2 separate regions of the Homo sapiens genome follow, and region 2 is linked to region 1. The links are chromatin loops, found by intact Hi-C in ENCODE. Cell type or tissue: gastrocnemius medialis. All regions are shown on one strand. Each heading gives the region's core, and the rest is flanking DNA. Links, peaks and the distances in the headings are about the cores only.

What was found. A loop is a pair of places that touch in the nucleus more often than their neighbours do. Peaks named below come from ENCODE experiments on the same cell type or tissue, not always from the same donor. Only the 100,000 strongest peaks of a DNase experiment are listed, where the experiment ranks them.
Region 2: it touches region 1 in a loop (11-fold over the local background); 4 of 110 quality-filtered maps call a loop at or near these places.

Annotation. Positions count from the first base shown.
Region 1 is chr14:66,419,548-66,430,047 of GRCh38, reverse strand. No RefSeq gene overlaps it. Among named protein-coding and RNA genes, the nearest start is that of CCDC196, 62 kb to the left of the region's middle. RefSeq lists enhancers at 3,091-3,260, 3,900-4,069. In gastrocnemius medialis, for the core only: no CTCF peak of the experiment used is centred there; a DNase peak (open chromatin) is centred at 4,457; H3K27ac peaks cover 979 bases.
Region 2 is chr14:66,481,886-66,486,285 of GRCh38, reverse strand. No RefSeq gene overlaps it. Among named protein-coding and RNA genes, the nearest start is that of CCDC196, 2.3 kb to the left of the region's middle. In gastrocnemius medialis, for the core only: no CTCF peak of the experiment used is centred there; a DNase peak (open chromatin) is centred at 2,805; H3K27ac peaks cover 1,684 bases.

The sequences.
Region 1 (10,500 bases), core at 3,411-5,910:
ATGGCATGATATTTTGGCAGACTTTTTGACAGCACCCACATTTGATTTGATGAGATGTGTGCTCCTATTTGAGTTATGTCCAAAAGAGGGCAGACAGATGGAAGGGTTTTACAAAAGGAAAAAAAAAATCCTGGTTATTATGAGCCTAGAATTCCTAATATGCTTTTAATTTTTTCTCTTAAAAAGCAATAAATAGGTCTTAACAGATGGACTAACACTTGAGTTAAAAGCATCCTTTGAGAAACTACAAGCAATGAATGCTTTATACAGATGTAGAGAGTTCAAATGCATGCAAATCATAGCAAACCACACAGAGTGAGGCTAGAGAAGCATAAACTTTCTGAGAAAGGAGGTTTAGGAAAACGTACACTCAGACCTATAAAACAATCTTCTGTGACCTTCCAGCATAGATTTTCTTTTCTTTTTTGAGACAGGGTCTCACTCTGTCACCCAGGCTGGAGTGCAGTGGCATGATCTCAGCTTGCTGAAGCCTTGGCATCTTGGGCTCAAGTGATCCTCCCACCTCAGCTTCTTGAGTGAGTGGGATTACAGGCACATGCCACCACACCCAGCTGGTTTTTTGTTTTGTTTTGTTTTGTTTTTTGTAGAAACTAGATTTCACCCTGTTGCTCAGGCTGGTTTCGAACTCCTGGGCTCAAGTGATCTGCTCGCCTTGGCCTCCCAAAGTGTGGGATTACAGGCAGAGGCACTGTGTCCAGTCCAGCATAGATTTTCAAACTGTGAGTCATGACCCATTGATAGGTCATGAAATCAATTTAATCAGTTGTGATCAGAATTTGAAAAAAAAAAAGGTGTTGGTGGTGGTGCAGCCAGGAACAGGATCTATTCAGAGTGTACTACGTGTGGTAAAAATCAATGCTGTTTCATGATGGTTTGTTTCTATTACATACTGTTTCCTGGGTCATGATGCATTATTTACTATAGGTCATGGTTAAAATATATGTATTCTAGAAGATGCTGCTCTAGCAGATGATTAATGCACATATATTGCAACATGACTCCATTCATGAGCCCCTTTTTCCTGCTTCTCTCCACATCTAGTCCATTAGCTTTCTGCCCAAAATATGGGATATGCTGTATTCATTCACTTCCATCTACTTCTTTTCATTTCCACTGCTTTCAACCTTATCCAAGCCACTAGCATGCCTCATCTTAGGCTATGGAATAGTCTCCTAACTATTCTCGTGGCTATCATTTGGGCTACCTGCAATCCATTCTCTATGTGGCAGCCACAGGAATCTTTTAAAAACATAAATAACTCTTGTACCTAAACCGCTACGCTGGTTTTCCTTTGAATTTAGAATGAAGTCTAAACCTCTTAGCATGCTAAAACCTACATAGACTGTTCCCTGTCTATCTCTCCAGCTTTATATCCTGCTGTCCTTCCATAGACTCTGACTTGGCCTACCCTCGGGGTCTTGTATCTGCTCTTCTCTTTCCCTGGAAAATGCTCTGCTCAGATCTTAGCAAAGCTCTCTTCTTTCACCACACAAGACTCTCCTGAACCATGTAGATGAAAGTGCATTCTCGTACGCACCCTCCCCATGACGCTGAATACTCTCTCATATTCCCTGCACCAGCTGCCTCAGATTTACTTTCTTTGTAGAATGTCATCACTGTCTGAAAGTATCTTCTTTGTTTACTTGCTTATTGTCTGTTTCCTTCTGTAAATGCCAGAGCATTGGGACCTTGGCTGTGTTGTCCTAGGCTGTATCCCCAGCCTTTAGAACAGGGCCAGCGTGGCAATAGTATGCACTAAAAAATATTTGTGAATGAATGAATGAATTTGCTTTAGGATATTCCAAAGGCCCACATTATTTTTGTTCAAAGTTTTATTTTTAATTGACAAATAATATATATATTTATGGGGTACAATGTGATATTTTGATATACGTATACATTGTGGAATGATTATATCAAACTAATGAACATATCAATCACCTTACATTCTTAACATTTTTTTGCAGTGAGAACATTTAAAATCTACTCTTTTAGCAATTTAAAAACATACGTTATTATTATTACTAACCATGGTCATGATGCTAAGCAATAGATTTTGAAAACCTTCCCCACTGTCTAACTGAAACTTTGTACCCTTTGATCAATATCTCCCCATTCCCCACTCCATACCACCTGGTAACCACCATTCTACTCTCTACATCTATGGATTTGACTGTTTTGGATTCCACGTAGACGTGAGAGCAAGTAGTATTTCTGTGCCTATTTCACTTAACATGCCTCCAGATTCATCCATGTTGTGGCAAATTACAGAACTTCCTTCTTTTTTTAAAAGACGAATACTATTCCATTGTGTATATGTATCACATTTTCTTTATCTATTCATCTGTTGATAGACAATTAGATTGATTTCGTATTTTGCCAAAGGCCCACATTCTGAGCATGCCAAAGATCGACAAACTATGAATAGAGTGAAGCTGGAACTTTTTCCTTATCCTACCAGTTGGATGTGGCATTTTGAAGCCAAGGGTCCCAACTGTACTCTAGACTAGAGCTCCTCTGGGTGTGGCTTCCTTGATTACTGCCATATTTGGTTCTCTTTCCCCTCAAGACTTGTTGCCATGACCCTGACAGACTTGAAGTGCTGATAATATGGTGTCAGGAAACCAGAGTTCTGTGATCTCTCTGAATCTTGATTATTTTATCTGTAAAATAAACACAAGAATAATTTACCTACTAGAGATGTTTTGAGGACTAAATAAGAAAGTGGGTATGAACAGTAAATATCTGCTATTGTGATTACTAGTCTCTTCAGGTATTTTAAAAGAATCAGAAGTGAATGTGGAATGCTTTTTGTTAATTCCAAATGCTGGGAAATGCCTCTATCTTCCAAACTGCTCATCAGAAGTTGGGGCATCATCCTCAAGGACTCATTTCCTTTTATCCCCACATCCAATCACCTACCAGTTTATATCAATACTTCCTCTTCCTTATAAAGTGGGGGCACCCCCATTTAAACTCCTTTATAATTTGAGGTCTGGCATGGGGCCCAAGAATTTGATTAGACGAGCTGACATGCCTGGAGCACAGAGATATTTTTAAAATATTAGTTTCCTTCCTTTTCCTAAGGAAAATTCATCTGTCCCTTTCCTCAAGATATTTCTAGTATTTGGTGCCACACAAGTCTCTCCTGTGCTGTGTAGATCAGGGTGCTTTCTTGGGTTTGTCAACCCTCAGTTGTTACTACCCTCTTGCATAGATGCAGGATGAAAGGGTAAATCTTCCCACAGTCCCCCTCCCCTGCCTCACATTCCTCATGTGATTTATATAGTTGCTGAAATCTCACATGATTCCACTTAGGTATCTCAGCAGTTCTACATTACTCCTAACTTCTAACCGGTTGAAGTAATCACATGCTTTTACCAAACCAGTCATGCATGCCTACAGTCCTCCTTCATGCTCTTATCAGGTAAGGCACTTATATTTTGGCTGGCCTTGCGCTTTTTGCTAGTAATAAGCCACCTTGGTTTATTATGATGTTTAAAATAAACTTAATTTCCCCAATCTTTCTTCCCTTCTCATCTAATTGTTTATCAGCTGGACTATTGTAATGGCCACTAAGTGGTTTTCTTGCCTTTTGTCTCACACCCCTCCAATCTAACTTGTTGTTATTGTTATTATCTCATCCTCCCAGGACCATCCCCAAAATTTCACAGTGACAATTATACAGTCTGGGAAACAAAGTAAAGCCAGAGCGATAGAACTGGTGAGGCATGACTCCTACCTTTCTTATCCATCTCAAAGGAGCTACTCTAAGTGTACTAACTATAGACCAAATAAGAGGGTAGTGCCCCAATAGACCAATTCCAGGTCTGAGTGTGTATTAAATTGCTGGTTAACCTGGGCAGCTCATATCATGTCTCTGAGCCTTAGTGTGCACATCTGAAACAATAAAAATAGTAATGACTAAAGTTTCTTTTGAATTTACTATGTTCCAGGCACTGATTTAGTGCTTTACATAGACTACTCACCATTTCAAATGCCCTTTGATGTAAATAGTACTATTGTCTGCATTTTAGAGATGAGAAAAATGAGGCAAAGAAGAGGTTGAGGAACTAGTCCAAAGACACCCTATGGTAAGAACCATAGTCCCAGAGCTAGAAAGTGTTGGGACTATGGTTCAAACCCAGGCAGTGGCTCCAAAGTCTGCACTTGGATGCTGTAAAAAGGAGTTGAATTAGATGAGCTTCTGGGGTCTCTCTAAGTTCATGTGCCAGAGAAGGCTGCTGGTTTCCCCCAACAAACAAAGATTAGGAACAGTGCTATGTTAAGGTGTGACACTGCAGCCAGTACAGTTCATCCTCAGGCAGGGAACATTGTCTAAATATAGAACCTCCCTTAACGTTGGAAGGTCTGACTAAACTGGGTTAGTTGCTGGGTGAGGTGCTAGAGGCAGCGCAAGCAGAAAGGTGTGCCAGCTTCGCAGTAGTGCTGCATAACAATGTAGGGCAAGATTTCTCCCTGAGCTCTGCCCTGCTTGCATCACTGCTTTCATTGCACATCCTTTAGCGGGATTATATAATGCCGGTTAAGGTAGATTACTTTATGAATCAATTTGCCTCTCAGGGAAATCAGGGCATTTGCCAAACTCTTTTTCACCAAAATGACAATTCCATGGCTTTAGGTTGATTCTCTTTTTACTTGTTTGTCAGTTGCAAGGGAAACTCTGGTTTATGTCTGTTCCATGTGCAGCTGGACTGTCTTTGGACATGCATACTTTCCAACAATGTTAACTTCTTCTTCTGGCTTGTTCTTTGGGATATGTTTTTAGACCTTTGAGATACTGTTGTGAGTTGAATTGTATTCCCCCAAAAGAGATGTTTAAGTCTTAAACCCCTGTACTTGTGAAAGTGACCTTAATTTGGAAATAGGGTCTTTGCATATGTAATCAAGCTATGATGAGGTCATACTGGAGTAGAGTGGGCCCTAATACGATAGCTGGTTTCCTGAAAGAGAGGTAATTTACACACAAACACGCAGACACAGGGAGAACACCATGTGATGATGGAGGTGGATATTAGAGTGGTTCATGTATAAGCAAAGGAATGCCAAGGACTGTGGGCAAACACCAGAAGCTAGAAGTAAGCGAAGAACCATTCTTCCCTAGAACTTTCAGAGGGAGCATGGTCCTGCTGACACCTTGATATCAGACCGTGAGAGAATAAATTTCTGTTTTTATGCCACCCAGTTTGTGGTACTTAGTTACGGCAGCCCTGTGAAACAAATGCAAATACTTCTCTGGATCTTTTGCCAAAGATGTTAAAAGGGTTCCATAAGCATAATTTCATTAATTCATAAAATATAAATTGAACTATTTAAAGAATGTGTGCCATGGAAATAGGGCTAGGATGTTGGCCCAAAGACCTGAGATGCAGCTCTGGCTCTGCTACTTACTAACTGTATGACTGGGGGACAAATCATTCATCCTTTCTGAGTTGTTGTTTTTTAAAAAAATAAAAAATGAGACTATTGCAAAAATACTGCCTTGTTTGCCATATAAGGTTGTTATGAGAATCAGTAATAATTTACATTTGTGTAGCACTTGAATGTTTACAAATCACATTCAGGTAAAAACACTATGTTATTTGTTCTTCTCAATAACCCCACAAGGTGGATAGTTTTCTTGATCTAATGTTGCTGATCAATGCAAAATTTAGAGAAGCTGTTTGTTTGCCAGAGACAACACAGCTGGTAAATATTAGAGACGGGACTCCTCTCTTTTCTACTCTACATACTCCACTGTATAGTGCTTAGGAAAACACTTGGCCCGTTGTATATGTTTAATATGTATTTGTTGAATGAACAGAGGGATGAATGAACCTTGGTTTTCTGATACTTAAGCATGTGAATCTTTTATAACCCTTCAGCTGAAAGATTAATGTATTCAGTATACAGTTCCAATTATTTATGTACACAAAAATATTTGTTGAATGCTTGCCAGGGGCTAGGCATGGGTCTAGGTATAGACTTATAGCAGTGACAAAACAGACCAAATCCCTGTTCAGGCAAAGCTTACATTCTAGTCGGGGAAATAGATAGTAAAAAAACAAACTTCTATCTTGACATGAAATTGCCAAGGAGAAAATTCAGCAGAATAGTAGGGATGGGAATTACGGAGTGGGAGAAGGGGAAGAAGGATGTTATAGGGTAGTCAGGAAAGGCCTCTGTGATAAGGTGACTTTTGAGTAGAGCTGTGAAGGAAGTGATGGGTATCTAGGGAAAGATTATTTCAGGCTAAGGAAATAGCAAATAAAAAGTGTGAAAGTTTTCTTGAGACCTTCAAAAAACAGCAAGGAAGCCAGTGTGGAAGAGGGGTGGATTGGTGGTCAGAAAGTTATAGGAGGCCCTATCACATGGCCCTTGTATGGACCTTGTAGACCAACGACAGGAGTTTTTGGTTTTTACTACAAGATAGGAAGCCATTGGAGGATTTTGCACAGAGGAATGACCTGATATGTTTTAAAAGGATCATTATGGTTGCAGTGTGGAGAATAGATGGGAGAGGGAAAAGGATGGAAGTTGGCAAAGGTTGTTATAATAATGTAGGCAAGAGATGGAGTTAGTGAGGATGGTCAGATTCCGAATACATTTTGAGGGTAGAACTAACAGGATTTTATGACTAATTTGGATGTGGGGTGTGAGAGAAAACGAAATGTCAAAATGGCTCCAAGAGTTTTGATATGTGCAACTATTAATACAACAGATGTAAGAGTTATTAAGGTGGGAGAAGCAGGTTTGGGATAAGGGTGGGGAAACCAGTTTAGTTTTGGACATTTCAGTTTGAGATTTATCATAGACTTCCAAGTAGAGATGTTGTGTAAACAAATGGAAATATGAGTCTGGAGTTCAAGGAAAAGGCCCAGGATAGAGATAAAATCTTGGGAGTCATTAGCATATACAAAGTATTTAAGTCCATTAGATTGGATGAGATCAGCAGACGGTGAGTATAGATTTTTAAAATAGGTTCAGGGTTTGAGCCCTGGAGCATTCCTCCTTTTGGGGATCAGGAAAATGAAAAGTAATGGGCAGAAGAGACTGAGGAGGAGCAGCTAATGAGGAAGAAGGAAAACCAAAAGGGAGTGGTGATGTAGAAGCTGAGGAAAGATGCCATTTGAAGAATGTTTCAAAACTTATTACACAGAAGAGAGAGGGATGATTGCTAAAGCAATGCTCGCAGTTCACATACTGCTGACTGACTGAGTTAGGTGAAGTCTAAGTTGTTTCTGTTTAGTATGGCAATTTGGAGGTAATTAATAAGTAACCTTGACACAAACAGTTCAGGTGTGGGTGGGAAAAGATCCTGATGGCAGTAGGTTCAAGAGAAAACAGCAAAAGAGAAAGTGGAGTCAAAGTACACACCCTTTGGAGGAGTTTTGTTATTAAAGGGGCAGAAAAATAGTGCAGTAGCTGGAGGGTAATTTGATGTTAAGGGAGAAGGAGGTTGGTTTGTTTGCTCATTAAAAGGGGAAATGCTAAAGCATGCTAATGGTAATTGTATTATAGAAAGAAGAAACATGATTACATAAGGAAACAGAGTGCGAACTGCTGTGGTAATACCCTTGAGCCAGTGAGGGAGAAGACATCCAGTGAACAAAGGGAGGAGTCAGCCTTAGAAAGGCACACTTTTCTATTGTGATCCATTGTTACAGAAAGGAAGGCAGAAAATGTGGGTGCAGACACTGGTGGGTTGTTTGTTATACAAGTGAGAGCTCATGGAATTTTTCTCTGATTGGTTCAGTTTTTCCAGCAATATAGGAAGCAAGGTCATCAGCTAAGAGTGCGGAGGGAAAGAGGTGTGACATTCGGGAGAACGGGAGAGTGAATAGACTAAGGGAATGCAGTAGTAGGGTTTCCAGGCAGCATTGCATAAACATGTGAGAGATTACTATGATGAGTAGAGAACAAAGATGGGAATTTCATATATTCGTTGACAGCTCACACATGGAAGCCATGCTATAGGCTTTGAGATACAAAGAAGAATTCTCACCTCCAGGAATGTGAAATCAAGTGTCAGTGATAACTAATAAACACAGGAAAGATTCAAATAATGATTTAAGACAATAGAAGAAAATATATGTGACAAGGAAGCATTAAAACTGCTGAATGTGTTTACGGAGTTCAGAGGAAAAAGACAGGTGATCTAAAAGTGATATGAATCTGGTAGAAAAGATAAATTCAGAGAGGGACAAGTGAGAATAAAGTAAATAATAGGAACAAAGACCAAAGCCTGGAGGGAAAGAGGCAGAAATACATCATCACCAAGTAGGGTTATCAGATAAAATACGGGACACCCAGTTAAATTTGAATTTCAGATAAACAACAAATAATTTTTTAGTATAAAATACGTATTTATACAGAATCAAATTTGGGTGGCCTGCAGTTTTATTTGCTAAATCTGGCAGCCCTAGAATCAAGGTTAAGGGAAACAAAAAAATGTTATTGAACCAAGAGAAGGAAGAATTTCAAGAATACAAAAGGTGTTCGATGGTGGCAGAATACTTCAATAAACCCACGGAAATAAAGTTTTGTCATTAGAACACCACTGGTGGCATTTGACACGGCATTGAAGGCAGAGGGCCAAGCAACAGATATGGAATACTCAGTAGAAAGGCTTGGCAATAAGAAAGGAGAAAAATATATAGTCTAAGGCCAAATGTAGAGGTGAATCCCAGGACCTGGGCTCACAGCCACTGGGATGCTGTATGCATTTAGATAATGTGTGAACAGCAAAGATCCTATCTTTAAGATGCTCTGTAAAGGCCAGAGACTGGCTAAACAGTGAAATCACAACTTAGCTGGCTTGGTATTCTAGGGCTCAGGTATCCTCCATTGGGGAGCAAGACAACGGAAGGAGACACATTTTGCAAATGAAATACGAAAGAAAAAAAAGGATGGAAATCCTATTGTTGTCAAAATGTTTATTTCAATTCAATATTAGACCAAATTCAGATACTCTCAGATTGAAATAAGAATGTGAACTTTAGATTATAAATCATTTAATAGAACAGACTTTCTGCCCACAGAGGCCTGCCCTATGCTGGATTTTATTTCTTTACAACTGGATAGAGGAAAGCATCAAATAAATTCCATGAGAAACAAGCACTATTGTGAAAAGGCAATGGCAGAATTTTTCCTGCCTGGCCACTAGTGTTAGGGCACTTGGTCATAGAGGATGGGCATGTCTGAGGGCTGTACACTATCAGTCGGTGGAAGTGTTAGAATGACAGTGACAGTAATGTTTTATCCTTAGGGGCCTCAAGGTGCTGTAGTATCATTATAGAATATTTATTGCTGAATTTTCTGCCCCCAGGAAGAAAAGGTAGCAGCTTTTGGAGGAGATTTTTTTAAAATGAGGGTTAACAGAGTAACCTTTGACAATAACTGCTAATGAATTAGGGTCAGGGACATCTCAGTGCTCACAGACCTTAAAAATACTGTCATCTATCTTTCTCTCTGAATTGAGTGTTCATCTTGCCAGTTCCTATAGTTAATTAGATTGTTAACTCTGTCTATTTATAGCAGCAAACACTTCACTGGCATGTAGCAAATGCTGATTATTAATCAGGAGCCTCTACTGACTCAGGGTGGAATGAAATGTAATTATTCAAATTAGATTTAGGCCAAGGTCCAATGACCTCACAGGCAACATCTTGATTTTGCAAGTACTAGTTTCCATAAACCATGTCTCTGGAAGATGTAGAGATTACCATCTTTAGGAACCTAGGGGTGAATAGTGATGCCGAGTTTAGGCATCCCCTAGCATTCTTAAAAAAATTATGCTCTCTTCTATAAATGTACCTATGCACCTGCCAGCTCATGACGCAAAATCAGCCTTACTGAGTAAATCATTATACAAAGTAGTTATGGATGTAGAATTTTAATAGCAAATCAATTAAAGTTAATTTTCATGGATGCTATTAGGGAGGATATTCACCAAGCCTGTCTCTTTTCATATATCACAGTACTTTATACTTTGAGAGAAAAGTTGTCTGTTTTTTCATCTTTTGCCTTTTGTATTTTTTACTCATTTATACTTTAAGAAATTTTAGATTCGGGGGCACTTGTGCAGGTTTGTTATGATGGTATATTTTGTGATGCTGAGGTTTGGGCTTTCATTGATCTCATCACCCATATAGTGAACATAGTACCAACAGGAAGTATTTCAGCCCTTGCCACTTTCCCTTCCTCCCTTGTTTTGGAGTCCCCAGGGTCTATTATTCCCAAATTTATGTCCATTTGTACCCAATGTTTATCTCCCACTTATAAGAGAACATGTAATATTTGCTTTTCTCTTTCTTCACTAATTTGCTTAGGATAATGGCCTAAGCTGCATCAATGTTGCTGCAAAAGACACGATTTTATTCTTTTTTTGACCGCATAGTATTCCTTGGTGTATGCATACCACATTTTCTTTATTCAATCCACTGTTGATGGACACCTAAGTTGATTCCATGTCTTTGC
Region 2 (4,400 bases), core at 1,490-3,989, 58 kb before region 1:
TAACTACATCTGATCAGTTCTTGCCTTAGATCTAGCCAAATGACAAAGTTTTATTCTGAAGTCTTTGAATGAATAGGATGGAATCACATCATATCTACTTTTGTGTTAGAAAATGTTGGACTGTCAAAAACGACTCATCAACACCTTCTTTCATGGCAACAAACCTCTGTGAAATGCCACTATCTGTAGAGCACAGTGACAGAGTCTGCAAATGAAGAAAAGATAAAGACACAGCATATACCTTTTGGGGGCCTCAAGAGGAAGAAGGAATACTTCTAAGAGACTTTTTTTTAAAAGAGATCAAACTGGCAAATACAGGGTATGGATATAATAGAATAATATAATATATAAGCCACTGTCATTATTTTTCAATCTTTAAAATTTGATATTATCATAATGGCAGGTAAAAGAATATTGGACATGTAGGAAGAGGATTTAATTTGTGAAAGATCCATATCGTCAGTATGTCCTTCCATAACCACACTCTTCCCTGAAAGATTGTGTAATAATTCTAGCCTCCCTTCAGGATTTTCTGGTTCTGCTTCTATTTTCTTTTTTATTACATTTCTTTTACTACATTTCTTTTGGACCTTAAGATCTCTTGTCTTCATCTATGTCACTTATTGGAAGGTAACCCAGTTATACATTTGTTTTTTTTTCATGCCTTTTAAACACAGTTTTAGAGAAGTATTTTTAGTGAAGGTCTCAAAGTGAGTTAAGTCATGTCAATGTCAAGTACTAACTGAACACTTCCAGCCATTTTCTAGGGGTGTTCTCCAAAGTAACTTAACCCCTTTATGTTGTGGGAAACATTAAAGGGAGAGTATTATAATGGAAATAACACAAGATTTAGTTTGTCAGACTTTGGTTTGGATCTCAGCTTCACTGTGCATAGTGAGCTGCTTGTGAGCAAGTTACTAAATTTTCTGAGTCTCAGTTTCTGCTTTTGTAAAAGTGAGAAAGGTAATATCGACCTGATAGGTTCGTTGTGAGTATGAAATGTATTATGTACAGAGCTTGGTTCATGTTAGATGTTCCCATTTTAGTGAGTTTGTGTTTATTTGGTTTGGGTTTTAGGATTGCTTAATGCCTCAGTTAAGTGGTCAGATACAGAAAGGGTGATTTATATGAGGCTAATGAAACTTAAACTTTAGAGCCCTTTATTTTCACAGACCTCTTCCAAAGGCCCTGAACCTCATTTTGTATTCGTAATTTTGTATTCTTTTTTGGAAAGACAGACCACTCCAAATTATGTGTTTTAGGGGCCCACAAAACAAAGATCTGCTTCTGGTTAAATAGGATACATAGCTCTCCTAAGTATCCTCTACATCAAAACTTCTTTGGTAGTCTCTACACATACTTCTCTTTTTTTTGAGGCAGAGTGTTGCTCTGTTGCCCAGGCTGGAGTGCAGTGGCACAGTCTCAGCTCACTGCAACCTCCACCTCCCGAGTTTAAGCGATTCTCGTGCCTCAGCCTCCTGAGTAGCTGGGATTACAGGTGTGCACCATCACACCCAGCTAATTTTTGTATTTTTAATAGAAATGGGGTTTCACCTTCTTAGCCAGGCTAGTCTCAAACTCCTGACCTCAAATGATCCACCTGCCTTAGCCTCCCAAAATGCTTGGATTACAAGTGTGAGCCACCATGCCTGGCCTACAAATACCTTTACAACATATATATGTCACTTGTAAGTTTTGGATGATACCTGGTGTAATATGATGTTAAATTAGGACAGCCATATCAAATCATATATAATTCACATTGGTTGCCCTAGGAATTTCCATGAAAAGTTTGGATTGAATGAGGGTGAGAAAACGCCTCACAGTTAAAAAAAAGAAACTGGTTGGATGAATTATCATTAGTAGCATCTTTGACTGCATATGTGACAGGTGGTAGCAAATAGTAGAGGACAAAAATGGCATTGATCGCTAAAGTATTGCCTCTCTAAATTTCATGTTGTGATACTTGGTTGGCAGAACTATGATAGAATTTTGAAACATTTAATGGGCAGTAGCAGCCCAACTTACCTTCATTTCTGTTCTTGATTATGAATGATTCAAAGAGGAAGAGCACTTGCTATATATATATATATATATATATATATATATTTTTTTTTTTTTTTTTTTTTTTTTTGAGATGGAGTTTTGTTCTTGTTGCCCAGGCTGGAGTGCAGTGGTGCAATCTCGGCTCACTGCAGCCTCCGACTCCCGATTTCAAGTGATTCTCCTGCCTCAGCCCCCCAAGTAGCTGGGATTTCAGGCATGAGCCCCTGCGCCAGGCCAACACTTGCTATTTTGATGTGCTGTATCTATAGCCAATCAGCACCTTTTATTTCTTGTCTTTCCAATGCCCATTTGTTAACTTGCAATATTAATTCCAAGGAGAATATTTGCCTTGTAATAATGTATATAGAGTTTTTAGTAAATAGCTTAGAAACCAATGAACAGTATTAAGAGGGGATAGCATGATAATGATCCCCTGGAACAGGGGGAAGGGCACATTAAGATGTAGATGACCATTAGAGGTGGGAGGAAGGGAAATTGAACACAAATTTTTTCTGATGTAGAAAATTAGGTCATCTCTTGATTGAGGAGGTGTGGCAGGAAACCTCAGAAGAGTAATTACATGAGATTTGGAAGAGCACCTGAGCACTGGAAAAGGAAGCCAACCAGGCAAAAGTAAAAGGATTGCCAAGTAGTGCAAAGGGTCAAGGTGAATTTGGAAATTGCAGATTTGGCATGGCATGAATCAGCAGTTACACAATTTTCTCCAGCAGTACTTGGCAAACTAGAAGCAATAGTAGAGAGAACGAGATGGTTGTTTGACTCTGAGCTGGGACTTGGCAGAATAGATAAGCAGAAGTTCAAGGGAGCACTGAGAGTGCTGGTGAGAGTATCCATCAAAAGGTTGATGATAGTGTTCAAGCTAAGCAGGGAAGAAAAGGAAGGGGGTTGCTAAGAGAGGGGAAAACAGACCAGGGTCTGATATTGTGGGGTGTGGGGGTAGAAGAACAAAGGTTATGGTCAAGTAACATAGTGCTTATGAAATAACTTGTGGAAACTCATCCTGTTTAGATAAATTATAGGAACAATTCTATAATTTTTTTCTGCAGTAAACTTTCTATCTGTTGCTTCCTATCACAGCATAATATTCACTGAAATTCATGTGGTCTCTTAAAATAGGCCTTATAACAAGCTAGTCACAATGACCTCATCCAACATTAGAGCATTTGACTTTAGTATCTGTTGAGGAAACGTGTGATTGCTCTATAGTTAGAGAACTTGGAGCAATACCATTTTAGTGTTGGTTTTGCCGGTGGAAAATCAGATTAGTCTAATTAAGCCAGGTCTCCAAGAGTAGAGGCAATTATTTTCATATTAAACAAAACAAAACAAAAAAGGAGATGCTTTCCTATCCTCAGCTTTGTTTGTGGCAACAAAATTACAGAATTCCTCAGGGAGAAAACATGAGGACCTTCTGGTCCTGTCAACCCAGAGCCAATTCAACCCTTGGGGGAATTATAAGAATTTCATTAAAATAAGGAGAGAAGGACTGGCTCTCCTAACAGCAAGGCTTGTTGGCTCTTAAAGATCTCCCACATCTTCCTGTGCTGTTTGTTATGAACATTTTGTTGGCTCCTTCTCCTTAACCCTTGCTGTAGCTATCTCAAGTCAGGCTATACCTACCTACATTTAGATTAAATCCAGGGAGTTGAGAAGACTGAGATAAATGTTGGGACACATTAATTTTCTGTAATATTATTGAAGTCTTTTTGAAAGTAATTCATTCTCTCAGTGTGTTCAGATACATTGCACAGTGGTCTTCAAACTGAGGTTTGTGAACTTTCCTCAAGACTTTTTGAGAAATGTGGAAGCAAGAGTAGTTTTTAGAAAAGCTTTTCTGAGATCCTCAATTTCCACAAATATTCTTTACTAAAATGAATCTGCCTGAGAATGTCCCTTGGCCTCTTTTCCCACCTCCCCTTTTCCAATCATGCTTCATCCACTTGTTAAAAGAATGGAATACTTTTCAACCATCTGGAATCTTACTTGGGGTAGTTTAATGCCCTAGAGGCTTTTACACATCCCTTTTACACATCTAGAGCATTAAACTAATCATATTTCAAAATGTTGGTGCTAGGATTAAAGAGAGTAAATGGCTATTAATGACTGGATTATAAATTCGTTTGCAGGTTAGGTGATTTCCAATTCTGTGCTGTTAACAAAATTGAAGGAAGACCTAATAAAATTGTCAGCTTAAACTTAATAAAATTAAATTTTGATGATAAATTATCTATGATTTGGGGTTTATAATTCAGAAGAAGTTCAAAGATTTGAGTGACATTGCTATAACAAAATACTTTCCATTCCCATCTCCTTATTTGTGTAAACACTCAGTG